Regions from separate parts of the Mus musculus genome. Here region 1 is linked to region 2. A link is a loop called in an ENCODE intact Hi-C map of the cell type or tissue named here. Cell type or tissue: heart. All regions are shown on one strand. Links, peaks and the distances in the headings refer to the core of each region. The heading gives the core; the rest is flanking DNA. Region 1 overlaps Msn (moesin). Region 2 has its middle 44 kb from the start of Msn.

Region 1 (9,602 bases), core at 592-8,591, 78 kb before region 2:
TTCTTTTCCCTAAGAAGAAAGCAAGCACTGCCTTGATCTTCTATCCCCGGAGGTGGAGAACCCCTTCACCCGGCCTCTTGCCCCCAACATATATACACACACATCAACTTTCCCACAACTCATTCGTCTTTGTCCTTAATGATTTGGAAACAGCACCTGGCATGATTATCCCCTTCCCTCCCTTTTGACCTCTATTTCCAGACCTTTCCAGACCTGCCTGGGCTTCACTTTTCCTATGTCTGTGTCTGTTCTCTGTACTTTCTACAGAAGAAAACCGCAGCAATCCTGACCCACACCCATACCTTCATGACTCAACATTAGTTCTCCAGCCACTCCAGCTGCTCGAAAAGACACAGGAGACAAGAGTCTCTTTCATTTGTTTTGGCTCAGCCCTGCCCTCTAAAAATTCCAAGAAGCATTTCAACTGACAGAGTACACTAGAGACTTGAGTGCTACTCTTTCAGTTACCATGTTTGAGGTACTGAACCTTCTCAGCAATGAGGATACAGCCACCTTATCAGCAAGAAACTACTCGTGTTTGTGTGTGTGTGTGTGTTGAATTAATTATGGTCTCACTGTCAAAAGCAGCTTATCAGTCAAAACATACCCTAGAAACAAACAATGCCCAACCCCAGGTCGGATCTTCCTTCAGGCACATAGGTTGCCCCACGATGTCCTTAATATGGTTATCCAGAAACGATAAGCAGTGTGAATTCCCAAACCCTTAAACCTGAAAGGACCTCAGTGAGCATTTGACTCAAATTCACCAGTTCACAGATAGGAAAACTGAGGGATGAGAAAGAGAGGCACTGTCCCAGGGTCACACAGCTACTAGGAAGTTTGAGAACAGGGATTAAAACCTGGGCGCTTGGGCTATGAGAGTGGCTCAGTGCTCCAACACCACAAATAATATCTAGTTTTTAAAAACTAGCTCTTGATTCCATAGCACATTTACTATGCCCTCATGCCACCCTAGATAGTAGAAGTAGTTAGTAGACCCTTTATACATGCTACTTTGAATCTGGAGATACTATGTGAAGGAGGCTGGCTGTACCAGTAGGTTTCAATTAAAAACACAAAAGTGACACTATTTGGAAGTCTAGTTTTCAACAGGGCATAGATCTAACTTTCATGCTGAGATAACCACTACCACCCATTCTAGGGAGACACAATATTTCATAACAACATGGAAGCAAAGACATAAAGAATAAAAGGAATGGGTCCATACCTAGGTAGCCAAGAATAACAATTCCCATAAAACTTTGAAGGTGCTGAAATGAAAAGGAAGTAAGCCCATCATTAATAAAATAAGCATCCAAATGTGAGAAACTGTTATTTGGAGCCACACCCAGCTGGGCTTCACTCTCTCCAGTCAGCTTCCTGCTTGACCCAGGCTCCTGCCAGCAAGTTCCACAGGAAGTTATTTGTAGACTGGAGACAGAGCATTTTTGGCAGCCTGAAGACGCAGGCTCTGCCCAGGGCACCAGAAGAGGGCTCTATTCCCCCTGCTTAGGAGCACAACACATCAACCTTCGATGTCATGTCTGTCTCTGAAGAACAATGCAGTTGATCCAGGCACCAGCTGAGGTCTGGGTGTTAAAACTGCTAAAGCCAGGATCAGTAAACTATTCAGGGGCCAGGAGAAGGCTTACAGGCCTCATCAAAAAGAACTGCTTTCAACCCCAGGGCTAGGCTAAGGTTGACTTCTATCTACTTCGGTATGAAAGTAGTTGTTTAATAGTAGTTAAAGATGATCTTTAACTCCTAATTTTCCTGCCCTTCACACCCCTGATGCTGGAATTACATACATGCACCACAAAGCCTGGCACAGCATTTTTAAATGTTCTCTCTCTTAGGAGAGATGAGAAATTTTCCTCAAAAAAAAAAAAAAAACAGAATCATAAAGGATGAGTGAACACAGCAGAGCAGTTACAGTGTTTTATTCTCTTCAAAGGCTGTCATGTCTTCCTTCCTTGTTCTGAACTCTGCCTGACTATTTTTTCCTGCAGTCTTTTATTACTAACCCTTACCACTCAGTAAAACTTACCAAGACTCCCAAATTCTCACAGCTGGTATCACAAAGATCATACAATAGGCCTCAAAATGACTCAATACAATCTATCACCTGAGGTAAATTTTTAGAAGAGTCCCTTGCCGATCCACACAGATTCTGGCTTCTTGGGTCAGAAGGGGACTGGCCATCAGAAAGTAAGAACTACTTTTCAAGGCCCTTCCGAGTTTGTAAACCTCATGATGATAAAATGGCTTGGAAACTATCTGATTGAGGGAAACACAGAAAGCACAGGTTAACTAGAAGACATTGAGCAAGTGGTTTAGGAAAAGCTCTCCAAGATTAAACATATAACCCACATCCACCACAGAGATCAAGGATGCCATAGTCTTTCTATAGCCACTACATCCCTCTATTTTCTAGTATCCTTGTTTATAAAGTATGATGACAATAATGCCTATTCTTCCCTACCAAGAAGCACCACTACCTATACCCATAAACTAAAGTAGTATCTCAATAGCAGGGAGAGCATGGAATAATATCCTAAAAACATCAATACAAGATCTAGCTCTACCAACAATGAGCCAAAAGCCCTTAATAAAGTGAGCATAGCAATGCCAGTGTAGCAAACATGTTGTTTGGTACTGATGAGATGGTGCCCTTAACTGATTGCAAACACCATTTCTGACATTAGTCAACAACCCAGATTCCTAGTTGCCAACGCAAGATTACTATAATATATTCTCCAGAGAAGAGGCTTGGGAATCTGTATTTCAACAAATACCCTGAGATACTCACTACCTGAGCTTAAAGAAACATACTCTGGCACAGATGCTGGTGACATCAGAGCACAGGATCAGTAACCTAGATGTCCAAGATGTTTTCTGGCTCGGAAATCTTCATTCAGGGACCTTGAAGATAAGATGTGACAGAACAGGTGCTACAGGCAGGAGGAGGAGATTTTGAAAGCCTAAACAGAAAATTGTGCCAAACCTTTGAGCTATTGTCCAGAGTATTCAACCATCTTTCCATCTAGTTAAGAACCAGACAGTGGGAGGTACAGATAACTCAGCAGCCAAAACATATTGATCAAAATGCTCTAATTTAAGGCCTCTGTCAAGAGTCTTCCTGAGTTCTCTGCCTCATAAGCATTCCACACTTACTCATTCTCAGGGGAATTTTCTGGCAATGAGCAGACCTTAAACACCAACCTCCCCTTCTTGGATTCTCTGAGAACTAAGGGACAAAGAACAAACATCAAAAGTAAAGCAGAGATGCAACTCTTCATGAAAGAAGAAATGGGAGGGTCACTGAGGGAAAAGCAATTTGCTTAGTTAGGCTTTATGGAGACAATTGTAATATCCCAGCACCATACTACAGCAGACTGTTCAAGACTAGTTTGGGCTACATACATTTCTCAGGAGGACAAAAAAGCATCTAATGCAAATTCAGAGGTAAAACTACAGTATGGGTTTTCAAAGCTACCAGTACACTGACTATTATTTGCTCTTCGCAATTTCTTTTAGTTACAAGTTATTTTGACAGTTATCATTTAACTTTATCCAAGTAATCTAGTGGCCTCTAGCCATAAGCTCTCACATAGGGTGCTATAGCTCACCAGACAGCTTGGCCAGTTTGAAACCCTCTAGAATAACATGGGGAAATGGAGAGTTCCAGTCTGGTCTCCTAGAATTCTACTCATCTTAGCTCTGCCATAAATTCCTTATAGTATTCTCTGGACCCTTTGTCTCTCGGCCTGAAATACGGGGGTCAAACTAGCTGGCTTCCGAAGGTGTTTTCAGAGGGTCCATCTATCCTCATTGAAAAGAGGAGCTAAAGTGAGTAAATCCCCTTTTTAATATGCCTGCATATTCCTTCAGCCTCGGGTCATTCCGAGCTGAACCCTTTAGGCAGTTAAGTGCCGGGTGACTGACAGCTGGGGGAGGGGGGCGGGCAGACAAGCAGGAAGGCGGCAGCCCCACCCTCCTTTGAACAGGAAGCTAGCTACATCCTCTTTTCCCCACCCTCAGCAGTACATCTCCAGACATACCAAGCAGAAGCTGTGGGGGCAGGGGGAAGATGAGGCCTAAAAAGAAACTAAACATGCAAATCACCCCCAATGTACTAAGGAGCCATCTGAGGGTCGGAAATGAACTAGGGCCATGAGAAAGAGCAGGGAGGCATCCCCAATGTCTACTAGGGCTAAGCTATTCAACCTCACCTTGCTAGCCTGACAGGAACAATTAGGAATGGGCTAGTACAGTTAGCAGACCTGGCCGATCCACTGAACTGCAGGCCAAACATCAGGACCTCATATACACAGGTGTTTCACCAGTATATTTTTCTTGGGTTAAGAATGCAGCCATGTCATAGGTAGGAGTAAGGTATACACATGAGTGAACATTTGTGAATGAGTATAGGGGCTTTTAATGAATCTCAAAGTATCTCAAAGCCAAGGAAGCCCACATCAACCTTCGTGGCTACATGCCAGCCCACTTTCCAGGGCCATCCCCTACACCCTGTGACTGGGCCCCAGCCCTCCCCACATCCTGTTCTCAGAGAACACGTGGCTGCCTAGGGAAAGATAATGTCATTACCACACTTCCCCTCGGTGGAGGAGGATCTGATTGACTGGAGAGGGAGCCAGAGTTCTCTGCCTCAACAGGCTAAATAATCTGAAGTAAATCTCCGAGTTTCACAGAGGGACGGACAGGAAGAGTGACTAGATAATCTTGAGATCACCTGATACAGTGAAGGATACATACCTAAAGACAGAGGATGACAGATCACATTGCTTCCAGAATAAATAAATAAATAAATAAATAAATAAATTTATTTTATGGGGTAAAAGGCCAACTTCTTTTACATTTCAAGATTGTAAGACAATGCCAGTGGAAGGACAATGCCAGTGTCCTTCCTTGATCAGTGAACCAGAAGATACAAAAACACAGGAAAATTGTGTTTTCAAAAGTGTCACACAAGTCTCATACAGTAATCCTAAATACCAACACTGGCATTTCTGCTATGACAGCAGTGAGTTAATGGGCCTAGAGTGGCATTACCCAACTTAGGAAAAGAAAATGACTTCCAATCTGTAAGAGCAGCAACCAAACAAATTTAGAGTTGTGAAGGAGTGCCACAGCCCTACTCACTGCTAATGTCTTCACTTCTCGCTAATCAGCTCGTTCCCTGGCTCCCCTCTGTTTTCCCTTCCTAGCCTATAAATATAGTGAAGAATGTGGCTGAACATTCCATGTTTAGGGAGGTCCTCCCAGCTGATCCAAGGTCAGAAGTCAGAAGTCAGATGTCAACCTTCAGTGATGCCTGACTGAACGCACCATTCTTCAGTGCAACAGGAGCCTCACTGGGCTTCTAAGAGGAATTCCAGCTTCCCGTGCCTAAACAGGTTGTTCCTAACTCTCAGACAACCTGCTCGTACCCACACCTCATCTTGCAGCTCAGCTCAACTCTTGGCTGCATAAAGTTAATCACATAGGCCTGGAGAAAAGGAAGAGTCTCAAAAATCCTCCAGCAGAGTGTCATACTACCTTGGAAAGCCAGGATTACTTTTGGAAAAGGACTTAGGTCAAACATAAAGGGTGGGTGGAAGCTTGTTAGACAATACAGAACATCCAACTTACTAGTTTTGGTCAATCCATAGCTTGAGATAACCTTTCTAAAATTGTGTTGTTGTTATGCCCTCTAAACTTACAAGCTCATCCACCAATTCACTGAAGCCAGTGAAAACTTTTCAGCCTACGCAACAATATCAACATTTTTAGCACCCCACCCACCACATATCAATATCTTCACACTGAAGCACTAAAGTGAATGCACAAAACACACTCAGCTAAATTTACAATATAAATATATTGATATATTTAGTTCTCCGTGTAGAACAAGAACATTCTTCTCCATCATCTTAACTTTCATCTAGTGTTTTCAGAGCCAAACAGAAAACAGGTCCACCAGACTCTCCAGAAATAACCAACAGTTTCTCAAATGGCCTAAGCAACAAATATCATCGTGTAATTTTTAGGAAGCAGAAGAAGCCCTGACTGAGTGAAGTCTTGAGTGTGCTGTTGACATGGGCACCAACTCAGACTCGTGCAGGAATGATAAAGCCTTCCCTGCAGGATGAGGCTCAGAGCAAAAGTACAAAACCTGCTCTCTGGGGAACTGAGTGCAAGTGTTGACAGTTTGAACAAACATCCACCATAGCACCGCCAACCCCACATTCATGGCCTGAAGATCACTCCCCTACAGAGGCCGCTCCCGCTGAGACTAGCTAAACCAGAAGCCTTGATCCAGTTGTATGCCATAAACCCTGACTCCCTGTTCATGTGTATGTAACAACCCTGCCTCAACCATCTTCAGCTGGATGCAGTAATACCACCTTTCTATTCAAATCTATATAATACATACACTGAGCTTCCAGAGTGCTGTCATTTCTCCAGCAGAGATCCCAAACCAACAGACCCCAACTATTTCTGTATCTCTGCGTATTTGTCTTTTCTTCATTTCCTGGCTGCCCTAGTCAGGTCTGTCCCTGGAGGCCATAAAGAGACATGGCATACAATCAAATACAACTCTATACATCTATCTATAACTCTAACAGACTTGGATAATCAACTAAGGCTACCTCTCAATCTACTATGAACATTTTAAAAAGGAACCACACATAATAGTGTGTGTGTGTGTGTGTGTGTGTGTGTGTGTGAACATGTGCATGTACATGTGCATGTGCATGCACATGCATGATAGAGGGTGCAGAACGCTCAAGTTCAGAAAGTACAAGGTACTTTTCACCACACCTTACTGAAAGAAATTTTTGTTGGATGGAGATAATATGTAGATTAGTGAATGGGGAAACTGTCCTTCTACGTAGTAAGGGCAGAGGTAAAAATAATCAAAAGCAATGGAGAAAACAAAAAGAATCCAAACAATGGAGAGCAAGATGAAAATACAAGGGAGATTTCTAGATAAGGAAACTATCTAGACAGATAACTTTTTACAATGTGTACATAAGTCTCTCTCTCTCTGTCACTCTCGCTCTGTCTCTTTCTCTCTTTCTCTCTCTGTCTCTCTCTTTCTGTCTCTCTTTCTCTGTGTGTGTGTGTGTGTGTGTGTGTGTGTGTGTGTGTGTGTGTGTGCGCGCGCACCCAAGTGCAGGAATCTGCCAAACCATGCAAGGGCAACCTTTGAGAGTCAGTTTTCTCCTTCTACCATGTGGGTTCTGGGGATCAAAATCAAGTCATGAGGCTTGGCAACCAGCGCCTTTATCTCCCTGACCCATCTAAGCACATTTCTAAAAAGCTAAGGAGTTCTGAAGGATGAAAGATAAAGCTATCACACAAAATAAATGAAGGGGGTGGGGTACTTAAAATGTTATGCAGAAACCAAAACGAGGAGCCAGGACAAAGAAAAACAATTCATGTCTTCCAAATGTCACAAAGATACATATAATAAATGAAAACCTTACAAAGGGCATCAAGTTAAATGTTAAGGCCTCCGATCCCGTCTCCCAGACCTTGGCAGAATTTATCAGAAGAGAATAAATTAGACCTTCTCACCATGTTGGTTTTCTATGCCAATTTATCAGATGTAGGAGCGAGGTGTGTCACAGGCAGAAAAGGAAATAGTAAAGAAAAACCTGACAAATTGGATGAATGTACAAGACAGAGAGGAAGCTCTACTGCTTTACTAAGATACCAGTGTAGCCTAACACCTACAGATCTCACAGGAACTAAGTCATCAAAGTTAAGGAGCTACTACAATATACCTCTTACAGAGAATCTATTTTCTTATGGATAGATCGAGAGGGGCAATCATGACAAAATGCTCAACCCTCACCCAATTCACCCCCAACCACACAGAGAAAAAAGGAAATGAAATCTACCGACACAGAAAGGACCTGGGTGTGGGCCCCAGCCAAGGCTGCCTGACCTTCTTCAGAAGAGCAAGGATTCACTGATTTCACAAACTATTTTTGGCCTCTTGTGTAAGGGTTCCTCTAATCATCGTCTCTTATGCACATTCTCTATCTCCCTCATACCATAACCACCCATTCTAGCCTGGATCTCACATACTTCTTTCCCCCAACTCCTTCAACCTGAGACTTTAAGTTTATACATGAGGTTCCTCTTCACAAAACAATAAATACCCACAGATTCTCAATCTGTCCACCCATCTACCCAAAAAGTAGTAGTGGAGGACCTAAAGAGAGGTGTGTCTCCTACAAAACAGATCAGTCATGGTCATCACTAGCTCAAATGTCAGTTTCCTCATCTATTAAGAGAAAATCAAGCAGAACTACTGCTCTCCAGGGGGACACACCTACAACTTCCAGGCAGAGGGGCTGGAGAGGTGGCTCAGGGGTTAAGAGTACTCACTGCCAGAGAAAGACCTGAGTTCAGTTCCCAGTACACATCAGATGACTCACAAACATCTATAACTCCAGGTCCAAATCATGAGCATGTGAATCAGTCTGTCTGTCGCTGTCTGTCTGTCTGTCTGTCTGTCTCTCTCTCTCTCTCTCTCTCTCTCTCTCTCTCTCTTCCTCTCTCTTACACACAAATAAATAAAATAGTAAAAAAAACAGTTTTATCTTAAATATTTAGAGGGTAAAATATGATATTTAGGGAAAGATGACATTATTAAGCATGTAGTCATGTATACTCTCATACTCATGTACTTTTCGCATAAATTTCAATGAAGATCCCTACTAATCTGCAACTGGAAAACAGTGTGTGTCAAAGGTTAATGTACTACACCCAAGGACTTACAGCTGTAAGTAATTGTTGAGGGTTAGTCTACAAATGGGTCTACTTCATTTATCTATGGCTACAACTTTCCCTTCCCTCAAATCACCTTAATGCTGACCAGATCCCAAACCCTGATCTTGAAGAAGTGATCGCCATTGTCACTAGAAAATCATTTACATCAACCTCACTCACTCACTACTCACAAATCACATGTCAGTCCTGAAGAGCAGAAGGATCTTTACATATTCCTTGCAACTACTCTGTCCCTGGGGTAGAGGTAGAAGACTTGGAAAAAGAGTAAGGACAAGACTAAGAAGCCTGGATGAGAACTGCTCATTCATTTGTGCCCTGGAGGTAACCATTGGCAGAAATTCCAGTGGTTTTGTCTCCTAGAATTAATAGCATAAAACTAAGTGAGCACCTATAATTCTAGGTCTGTCTGGAAAAGGCAGATAAAGCAGCCAGGAGAAGAGAAGGCATTCCTAAATCAACTCCTGCTACAATTCTCACATTTACAGGGGACTGAGTGACATGGCCTTGGAACCATACTCACTCTACAACAAAATTCCCAAAATAAAGTATGGTATAACTGCTCAAACAGGCATGTACCCAAAGAGCCATACAACGGGTAACAGAGCAATGAGTAAAAGGACTATAAAGAAGTGAGAATGCCTCCCTTGACATGTAGGCCTACTACTACAGACACACCAGGGTATAACCTCACAACTCCACAGTCTGTCTTCCTCCAAAAGGATTCAGGATTCTTTCTGTCAACAACAACACAAGGAGGTACCTTCTCAAAAAGACAGGTTAGATTTTTAGGTGAC
Region 2 (9,602 bases), core at 432-8,431:
TTACATGTGGATATTATCCGTAAAGTGCAGGATAACCATGCTACAATCCACAGACCCAAAGAAAATGGGTAATAAGGAGGACCCAAGGAAGGATGCATAAATATCACTCAGAAGGGGGAACAAAATAGCCATCTGAGGTGGATGAAGAAAGGGAACAGGGTTAGAAAGAAGGTGAAGAGAGGAATGGGGATGGTGAAAAGTTGTGTGGGCGTGGGAGAGTGCTGAGAGTGAGAATAGAAATTGGTAGGGGATATCTCTGGAACTAGCTGGAGGCCTGGAGCAGGGGAGGATATGGGGAGTGTATGGGAATGACCCTAGCTGCGATTCCTATCAGCAGGGGATCTAGAGACTAAAGTGGCCATCTCCTGTAGACACAGAGGACTTCCAGTGAAGGGGGAGGCATCAACCCATCCACAAAACCTTCAACCAAAATGTGTCTGGCCTACAAGATTCACAGGGATTAGGATGGAGCAGAGATTGAGTGAATAGCCAACCAATGACTGGTCCAACTTGAGACCCACCCCATGGGAGAGAGCCAGTCCCTGACACTATTAATGATACTATGTTATACTTGTAGACAGGAGCCTAGCATACTTTCCTCTGAGAGGCTTCATCCAGTAGCTAATGGAAACAGATGCAAAGACACACAGCCAAACATCAGGCAGAGCTCAGGAGTTTTGAGGAAGAATGGGAGATAGAATTGAGGGAGCCAGTAGGGTCAAGGACACCACAAGAAGGCCAACAGAGTCAACTAACCTGGACCTCTGGGAGCTCACAGAGACTGATCCATCAACCAAAGAGCATTACACATTTGTAGTAGATGTGCAACTTGATCTTCCTGTGGGTCCCCTAAAAATTGAACAGACAGCATGGACATCTCTAACTGCTGCCTGCTGTTAAATTCCCCTTCCCCTACCTGGACTGCCTGGTTGAGCCTCAGTGGAAGAGGATGTGCCTAGTACTGCTGGGGCTAGATGCCGAGGGTGGAGTAGTACCCAAGGGGGGACTCCTATTTATCCAAGGAGAAGAGGACAGGGTATTCAGGGGAGGGATTTGTAAGGGCAGGACTGAGAGAGGGGCTGCAATTGGGATTTAAAGTGAATAAGAACATAAATTATTGGAAGAAAGAAAGCAAAGATCATTTGAAAATGAACTGTAATTTCTTCCCTGAAAAATAAATGAATAAATAAATAAATAAATCTTTAGAAAAGGAAACTGTCTCAAAAAAACCCAAAAATAAATAAGTAAATAAAATCCAAAAAAATAAATAAGTTGAAGAGATAGGTTAGTGTTTAAGGATTCATGCTGTGATTGCAGAATACCTGAGATCAATTCCTAGCATACATGTCAGGCAGCTTATAACAGCCTGTAATTTCCATATCCAGGAAGATCAGATGCCTCTGTCCTCTGAAAACACATGCATACACATACTCATGCAAATAAAAAAAATAATTAAAATTAAGAAAAATTTAAAAAAACTATAAAAACTCATGATGTAGCAGGTGCTCAAACATGAACTAGGGCAATAGCCATAATGAAAGATAATTAGTCTCATGGAACTTATAGTCTCATAGAGAAGACAGACACCAAATAAAAATAATACTATGTGATATATTAGCTGGTGATCAAAACTAATGCTAAAGCAAGGATTGAGTTAAATGATGTAGCAGCAGTCACAAGCTCAGGTAAGGGAAAGCAAAAACCACCTTGTTGAGAAGGCAACAATCGAGTAGCACATGAAAGAACTGGAGAAGTATTCAGATAAAGGATTGAACAAGGGCAAACCTTGTTCAACATATAGGAGATTGTGTGCTATATAAGAACAAGAACATCTTTTATAGAAAGATCACTAACGAGGGGTAGTAAGGATTAGGTCAGAAAAGTGAAGTTGGTTATCTTTGGATGGAAGCCCCTGGAAGGCTTGAAGATTTCTTTTCCTTTTCAGATAGGTCTCCTGTGTCCCAAAATGGCTTTGAACTTGCTGTATAGCCAAGGATGGTCTTCCATTCTTATTCATCTTCCCACCTTCACCTCCAAAGTGCTGAAGTTACAAACACACACCCAATTTTTGTAGTGATGGAGAATAAAGTCAGAGTTTGTGCATGCTACTCAATCTATTAACTGAGCTATATCCTCTACCCCAGAGCATTTTCCTTTTCTTTTTTTAAAATTTTAAATGTTTTTGTAGACAGAGTCTTGCTATGTAGCTCTACTAAGCTGAAAGCTGCAGTTTAGGCCAAGCAACCCTCAGACTGTGGCAATAGCCCTGCTTCCTGCCTCTTTCCTGAGAAGGAGGAAGCTGGAGGAGAGAAAGGGAGCTAGGGAATGTCAAAAATACATCAGAGCCTGTAAGGTTTCAAGGATCAAAAGCAAGTAAGCACTATTAGAAAGGGTATGTGGGGACTAAATCACAAGCAGATCTAAGTGTCTGCCTAGATTTAGGATGGCTTTACACAATAGGTGCAAGAGAGCTAGAAACACATTAAGACTAACAGTTGCCTCTCACGGCCCCAGCACCACATTCATTTTGATAGAGCTTCCTGATTAAGATTGAAACTAAATTTCTCAATTAGAGACCCAAGGCAGAAAAAACAAACATTCAAATAAAAACCAAGGTGTTAAAATAATCTAGTTCTCCATACCAGAGATATCAAACTAGGACAGAATTGAAAGAGTTGAGATCTGTTCCCTCAGCAATCAAATTCACTGCCAAGAGCATGAGCTTAATATCCAATTACCAAGTCTAGTCTCACTCTGTAGTCCAGGCTAGCCTGGAATTCACAGACTTCTTGACTCACCCTCCTAAGTACAATGGAATTACAAACATAAGTTACCTCAATGAGTTTATTGTCCTTGAAAGAAAGATAAAAACAGTTCTACCTCCAGGCTTCTGAGTACAGTAGTCCACACCTGTAATCCTAGAATTTGGGAGCCTTAGGCAGAAAGACCAGGGAATCAAGGTTATCTTTGGATACCATAGCATACAGGACTACTTGAAAGCCTACCTCAAAAACCAAAATGGGAGCATGTTTGTTAGAATTTTTGTTTTGTATTAATTTTTTCAAGGGGGGGGGTTTCTCTGTATAACAGTCCTGGCTGACCTGGAACCTGCTCTATATAGACCAGGCTGGCCTCAAAGTCTCAGAGATCCACCTGCCTCTGCTTCCCAAGTGCTGGAATTAAAAGTATACGCCACCATTCCTGCCATCCTTCCTCCCATACTGCCCCCAACACACACACAAATAAACATGAGGCTACTGAGATAGCTCAGTGGGAAGGAGTAACTGCTGCTAAGCCTGATTTCCTGAGTTCAGTTCCTTGGACCCACACGTTAGAAGACAAGAAGTGACTTCCATAAGCTGCCCTCTGATCTGCACATGTTCCTGTTCACACATGCATACCTAAAACTAATGAAATTGAAAATGGGTAAATAAATAAATAAATATTGAGGGAGTAAGACTATCTGACCTCCACTGACCTCCACTGACCTCCACAATTCTTGCCAGAATACTTCAGGTTCTTGGAATCGGGGCACTCACTATATTCACCCACTTCTGATTCTCTGGGTCAACAACTGCTGTTCCTCCCCTCCCCTCCCCTCCCCTCCCCTCCCCTCTCCTCTCCTCTCCTCTCCTCTCCTCTGTTGTGCCCACATCTGAGATAGTTTAAGAATTGTTTTTCTAGTGGCCACTGGGAGCTTAGGAAAAAGTACAGGGACAGACCTCAGTTACTCAGTTCAATGAATATTCTGGCATCCCAAGCTGAATGGGGGTGGGGCAGACCCACCTTCTGGGATATTTTGAAAGCTTCCAAAAATAGCCTCAAGGCCTCAGTCAGAGTGTTCTGGGCCAGGACACAGACTGAATGTTGGAACTCACACTCTGCCAAGTTCCCACCCAGGCTCCCATCCCATGACTGAGCAAACCAGTTTTCCCTCGATTTTCTTTAATTGTCTTCTAGAGAGCCACACCCAAGCCTGAAACATCCAAATTTAGCTCCAAGTCTCATCCTTAGCTTCTCTGCAGAGAGAACAGCTTACCTTAAAAAAAAGTACAAGAAAATTAAATTAAAATATTTGCTTTGTTTTGAGACTTGGTCTTTTGCAGCTCAGGGTAGACTCAGATTCATTATGGGGCTGGGAATGGCCTTGAATATCCCATCTCCACCTTTAGTGACTGGAATTGCAGGTCACCAAGCCCATGTTTAGTTCCTCTGTCTTTTTTTTTTCTTTCTATGTGTGTGCATGTAGAAGGGGGTTATGATTGCACTTGGAGGCCAGAGTTCAAGCTCAGGTATTATTTTTCAGCTGTCCCCTACCTTATTTTTCAGAAACAATCTCTCAGTTAACAAAATTAGTTCAGTGCCTGTCAGCTCCGGGAATCTTTCTGTATCTGCCCACTCTGGCACTGGGAATACACAGACAGATAGCACCACACCAGGTTTTTTATTCCCTAGGTGGGTGCTGGAATCAAACTCAGGCCATTATGCATACATAGCAAGCACTTTACTGAATGAGCTATCTCCATTATCCCAAATTTTTTACTTCTCATGGTCCCAGTACACTTAGTGAAGAGAAAGGAGAGGATGAAACACTCATGAGCACAGAAATCAAGAAATAAATGACAAAGGAATTTGAAAGAGACAAAAAAAGGCAGAGTGGTTGGGAGAAAAACACAATGTATGGTGTCCACAATACCAACATGAAGAAGACAAAGTAAGACGTGGGTATGGTAGGGCATTCCTAGAATCCCAGTATTTGGAAGTCTGAAGCAGGTAGTCTGTTAAGAGCTTGAGGAGGCCACTCTGGGCTACATAGTGAACTCCAGGATAACCTTAGCTAGAAGTTAGACTTTGTCTCCAAAACAAAACTACAGGGCTGATGAGATGGCTTAGCAGGTCCAGGTACTTCGTGTCAAGGCTGACTGATGACTGTCCTTCAGTCATTTGCTCTCACAAAGTGACAGGAGAGTGAAGTGGAAACTTCTAGTTTCTTTGAAAAGTTAGTGATGTCAAATGATGTTTTACTGGGGAGCACAGGTGAAAGGACATCTTGCTTAAAGCAAACATGTGAGAGACTGTTTTCCTAAAGCTGGAGACACAGGTGAAAGGATGTTTGCATATAGCAAACACGTGAAAGGACCCATGATGAAGGAGTATAAATATGACCCCACAGACAGTGGGAGATGAGCATTGAGAATTGGTTTGGTTTGCTCTGTCTCCCTATTCTCTAACCAATACTTGCATGTATTGGTTCCTCTTACATAGCATTGTTGAGCTCAATTTGTGGTAACACTGCCATTGAGAGAAGCTTACCCAAGAACTGCTCTTGAGGTTTCTGCAGCACCTCAGGCCAGTTGGTGAGCCTGGCAGTTTCTTCAGGATTGAACCACAGCTGCCTGGTGTCTGCTTGCTGAAAGGACTGGACTGTAGCTACGGATTGATGCTTGATGTCCGCCTGCCTAGAGGACCAATCTGCAGCTACTGAATGTATTTGTTGTTTGCTTTGGGACTGAACTGATGCCCAAGAAGATCAAGTTCACTTGCAAAGAACTATTGCTGAACAGGTCCACTTCCCTCATATCCTAATAACTTTTCTCTTCCACTACTCTGCTGGGTGGTGGGCTAGAGGAGAGGTTGAACAATTATTAAAAGTAGATTGCAAAAAAAATGTATGCTTACAGGAGAGAACTTACTCCTGAGAGTCACTTTCTAACCTCCACATACATGAATTGCCACCTACACCACAAACACACACACACACATTTAAAATTTTAAAATAAGCTGGAGATCTAGTTTAGTTGGTACAGTGCTTTCCCAATATGCGCAATGCCCTTGATTTAGTTCCACTTCCACATAAGTGGTGCTACCTATGATTCCAGCAATCAGAGAAATAAATGTAGGAGGATTAGATGTTCTAAGTCATCTTCCTCTACCACCTAGCAAGTTCATAATCAGCATGGGCTGCAAAAAAAATTCTATCTTAAAAAATTACAAAAGAAAAAAAAAAGGAAAACTTCAGAGGGAAGAGAAAGGGGTGGGATAGACTCAGAGAGATGGGAGAGCAAGGAGTAGTAGGAAAAAACAAAGAGAGAAGAAAAGGAATCATTGCCCATCCTTAACCCTAGCATCAAGCCAACAGACACAGTAAGAATGCTGTGACTCTTGTAATATCAGCAGTGGAGGTGATGGCTAGAGTATTATGGGTTTGAGGCCCGTTTGTGAATGAAGTCCTAATGTGAACCACAAAGATCCAGTGCTCCAGAGGTGCTGGTAGTTCCAGTCCCCAGATGAAATACTCAAGGTAAACATGGACATGAACCCAAGTAACCCTCATTTTTGCATAATGATGCATAATGCATCAGGCACTCACATCCACTTAATGTATACTACAGATGCATAGACAAAAAGATATAAAAGAAAGTATACAGCTAGTGGAGTATAGTTCAATTGCCTAACACATACAAGTCTTTGAAGTATTTTGGCTTCCTTTTTGATATATGATGTTGCTGTATAGCTCTGTGTTACAGTAACTTCTGTTCACCTGATGTAATTGTTGTCTCCCAGGCTTATTGCCTCTGTCGGTTAACTCTAGCCCCTTCCCCCAATCTTATCTAGACCTAGAATGTTTTCAGTCTCCAAGGCTTACTACTGAATAAGCTCACCCTTTCTTGTTCTTTCTGAACTCTGCTGACTGGTTCAACTCAGCTGTTCTGACTCAAACTCCTTCCCAAACTGACTGCTTCAATCTACCTTCTCTCTCTCAGCCTCTGACTAAATTGTTATGCCTAGCCTCAAACTAACTTTAGCAATCTGTTCTGATCTTGTGTCTCCTTCTCATTCTCCGGCTTGCTCTGTCATCACCTGTGTCTAGCTTGTTCTCTTCAACCTGTCTCTGTAAATCTCTCCCGGTAAAACTTCTTCCTTCCTCTCTCCCTCTGCACTGCTAGCTCTTGGGTTGACTGTCCTTCCTCTCTGTTCTCATGAGAGTTGGACATATCCTATTCTGCCAAATCTTCACTTTGCCTCTCAATTAGATATCACTTTCAAAACTATTGTGCTCTTGGGCTGGAGAGATGGCTCAGCGGGTAAGAGCACTGACTACTTTTCCAGAGGTCCTGAGTTCATTTCCCAGCAACCACATGGTGGCTCACAACCATCTATAATGGGATTGTTTGCCCTCTTCTGGTGTGTCTGAAGACAGCTACAGTATATTCACATATTTAAAATAACTAACTTTTCCTTTATTGTTTGGAATTAAAGGTATATAGTAAGGGCATGTCTGTATTTCATCCAGAGAGATTAAAGGTGTATGCTAAGAATTTGATTAAGATCCCTCTACAGCTCTGACTATCCATGTACTTACTATGTGTCCCAGACTGGTTCCAAACTTAGAGCAGCCTTCCTGCCTCCGCCTTCTCAGTACTGAGATTGCAGGTGTGCATCATTATCACCATTTCTGACTTGTTTTGTTTTGTGATGTTGGTGTTCAAATCCAAAACCTTAAATAGGTGTGGTCATAGTGAAGGTCTATAAACACAGCACTCAGGAAGTTGAAGCAGTATTACCATGAGTTCATGGTCACCCTGGAGTACACACTGCCAGACCAATCCGATCTTCAGTGTGAGTGTTATGAAATATAATATGGTCAGGGGTTACCTGGCAGGCTCATGCCTAGGATCCCCCTGAGAAATTACACCATGCAGCAAATCTGGTATAAAGGGAGAAGGGAGAGGAGTGAGGAACTGGGAAGGGGTAGAGGCAGATCAGTGAATGAGTAGACAAGCAGACAAGCAGACAGGCAGGAGCAGAGACATGAGGGCAAGAAGTGGGGAACAGAAAAGGACAGAAGGTGAAAGACAGACTGACTGGCTTGGAACACATGGGAACAGAGAGAGTGCTGGGACCGTAGGAAGTCCTTTTACAGGCAGCCCACACCCAGTACGCCTGCTGGTTGAGGCAAGTGATGACTTAAGCTATTGCTAAGTCCCTGGGAGGAACCCAGTGGTATTTACTGTTAGCATGGACTGTTGACAATGTATTTATCACAAAAATAATCAAAGAAGAAAGCCATTAATGTGAGAGAAAGTTGTGGATGCATAGGAAGGACTAGAGAGAGGAGACATAGGAAAGGTTGAGTAAAGCAAGGGGAAAGTAGAAGTGATACAATTAGATTAAAATGAAAATTAAAGTGTAAATTAAATATTAAAAATGAAGACTAGAGTGTCTATAATCCTGGCACTCAGAAGGCTATGACAAATGACAAATTCAAGGGAAGCCTGGGCTACATAGGTTAACTCTGTTTCAAAACCCCAAAGTTTGGAGAGATGATGGCTCACAGGGTACAGGTTCAAACCTATATAATAGAGAGAGAGAGAGAGAGAGAGAGAGAGAGAGAGAGAGAGAGAGAGAGAGAGAACAGACTCTGAAATTTTGTCTTTGGATCTCTCTCTCTCTCTCACACACACACACACACAGAGAGAGAGAGAGAGAGAGAGAGAGAGAGAGAGAGAGAGAGAGTAATATCAACAATAACAGATACGCTTGGGGCTTTGGTGATGGTTTACAGAGGATTAGGAAATTATGTAAATATTCCTAGACTATAAGAAACATTGTAACAGAAGTTTTTGGAAAAGGAATGTAAGTGTTCTACCAGAGACCCAGGAAGGAGCTCACACCTTTCCAGCAGAATTTGAAGAAAAGCCTGAAGGATGAGGAATGCTGCTGAAACCTCTACCCTGACCAAGGATCTGAGGGATTTTATGGCTCCAGTAACATGCTAAGTCTTTGTTTGATTACTTATTGCTTATTCCCGAATGTGGTCTGGCTTCTTCCTATATTTAACTCTTCAACCTATAGACATTGTAAACTTCTTCTGGCTACCATGCCCAATAAATAACTTTTTGCCTGAAATATGTCCACATCGGCCTTCTCTTGCTAAACTGACTTATTATTCATGGCTCTTCTAAGGATGACCACTCCTGGGAAGTCTTTCCTAAAGATCTTTCATCCCCACTCTGAGAGTTTATAATTTCAGCATCATGATTCCTCCACTAAGCAAACTAATTGACATTGTTTCCAGGTCTTTATCTTTCATGAGATGATAAATATTTTAAGAACTAGAGTGTGTTGTTTTCATCTCTATTCATGTAATCATAATTATAACTTTTATCTGTGTGAGAAGAACTTTAGCATGATGTTATGAAATATCTCAGGTCACACAGTAGACATCACTACACACCTGTCAGAATGGCTAGAATAAAACTATGGATAAACCAAAAATACAAAGAAACAGAATCATTCATAGATCTTTAGTAGGAATGTACAATAATAAAACACTTTGATAATCAAGTAGTTTAGCAGTTATCTTTCCTTCATTGTCTCATTTCCCTGTCCCCTATCCTAAAGTTTGTTCCTTCTTTATCTCTTTTGAGATGGATTCTCCCTATGTCATATAAGTTATCATAGAACTCTTGATCCTTCTACCTCAGCTTCCCAAGTGATGAGATGAGAGACAAGTACCATCACATTCAACTTGTCAGTATCTTATAGTGAAACTACAGCATCAACAACCATATCTTCGCCCAATTTTGCTCCTATTTTAG

The links. Hi-C counts contacts between places; a loop is a spot of excess contacts. Peaks named below come from ENCODE experiments on the same cell type or tissue, not always from the same donor. Only the 100,000 strongest peaks of a DNase experiment are listed, where the experiment ranks them.
Region 1: a loop joins it to region 2, with 5 times the contacts of the local background. A loop is called at or near these places in 2 of 42 quality-filtered maps.

The regions. Positions count from the first base shown.
Region 1 is chrX:96,125,317-96,134,918 of GRCm38, reverse strand. All of the region lies in intron 1 of Msn (moesin), which reads right to left. Among named protein-coding and RNA genes, the nearest start is that of Gm30427, 25 kb to the right of the region's middle. In heart, for the core only: CTCF peaks have their summits at 1,479 (motif pointing right) and 4,638; DNase peaks (open chromatin) are centred at 1,448, 4,058 and 4,558; H3K27ac peaks cover 332 bases.
Region 2 is chrX:96,047,223-96,056,824 of GRCm38, reverse strand. No RefSeq gene overlaps it. Among named protein-coding and RNA genes, the nearest start is that of Msn, 44 kb to the left of the region's middle. In heart, for the core only: no CTCF peak of the experiment used is centred there; a DNase peak (open chromatin) is centred at 3,824.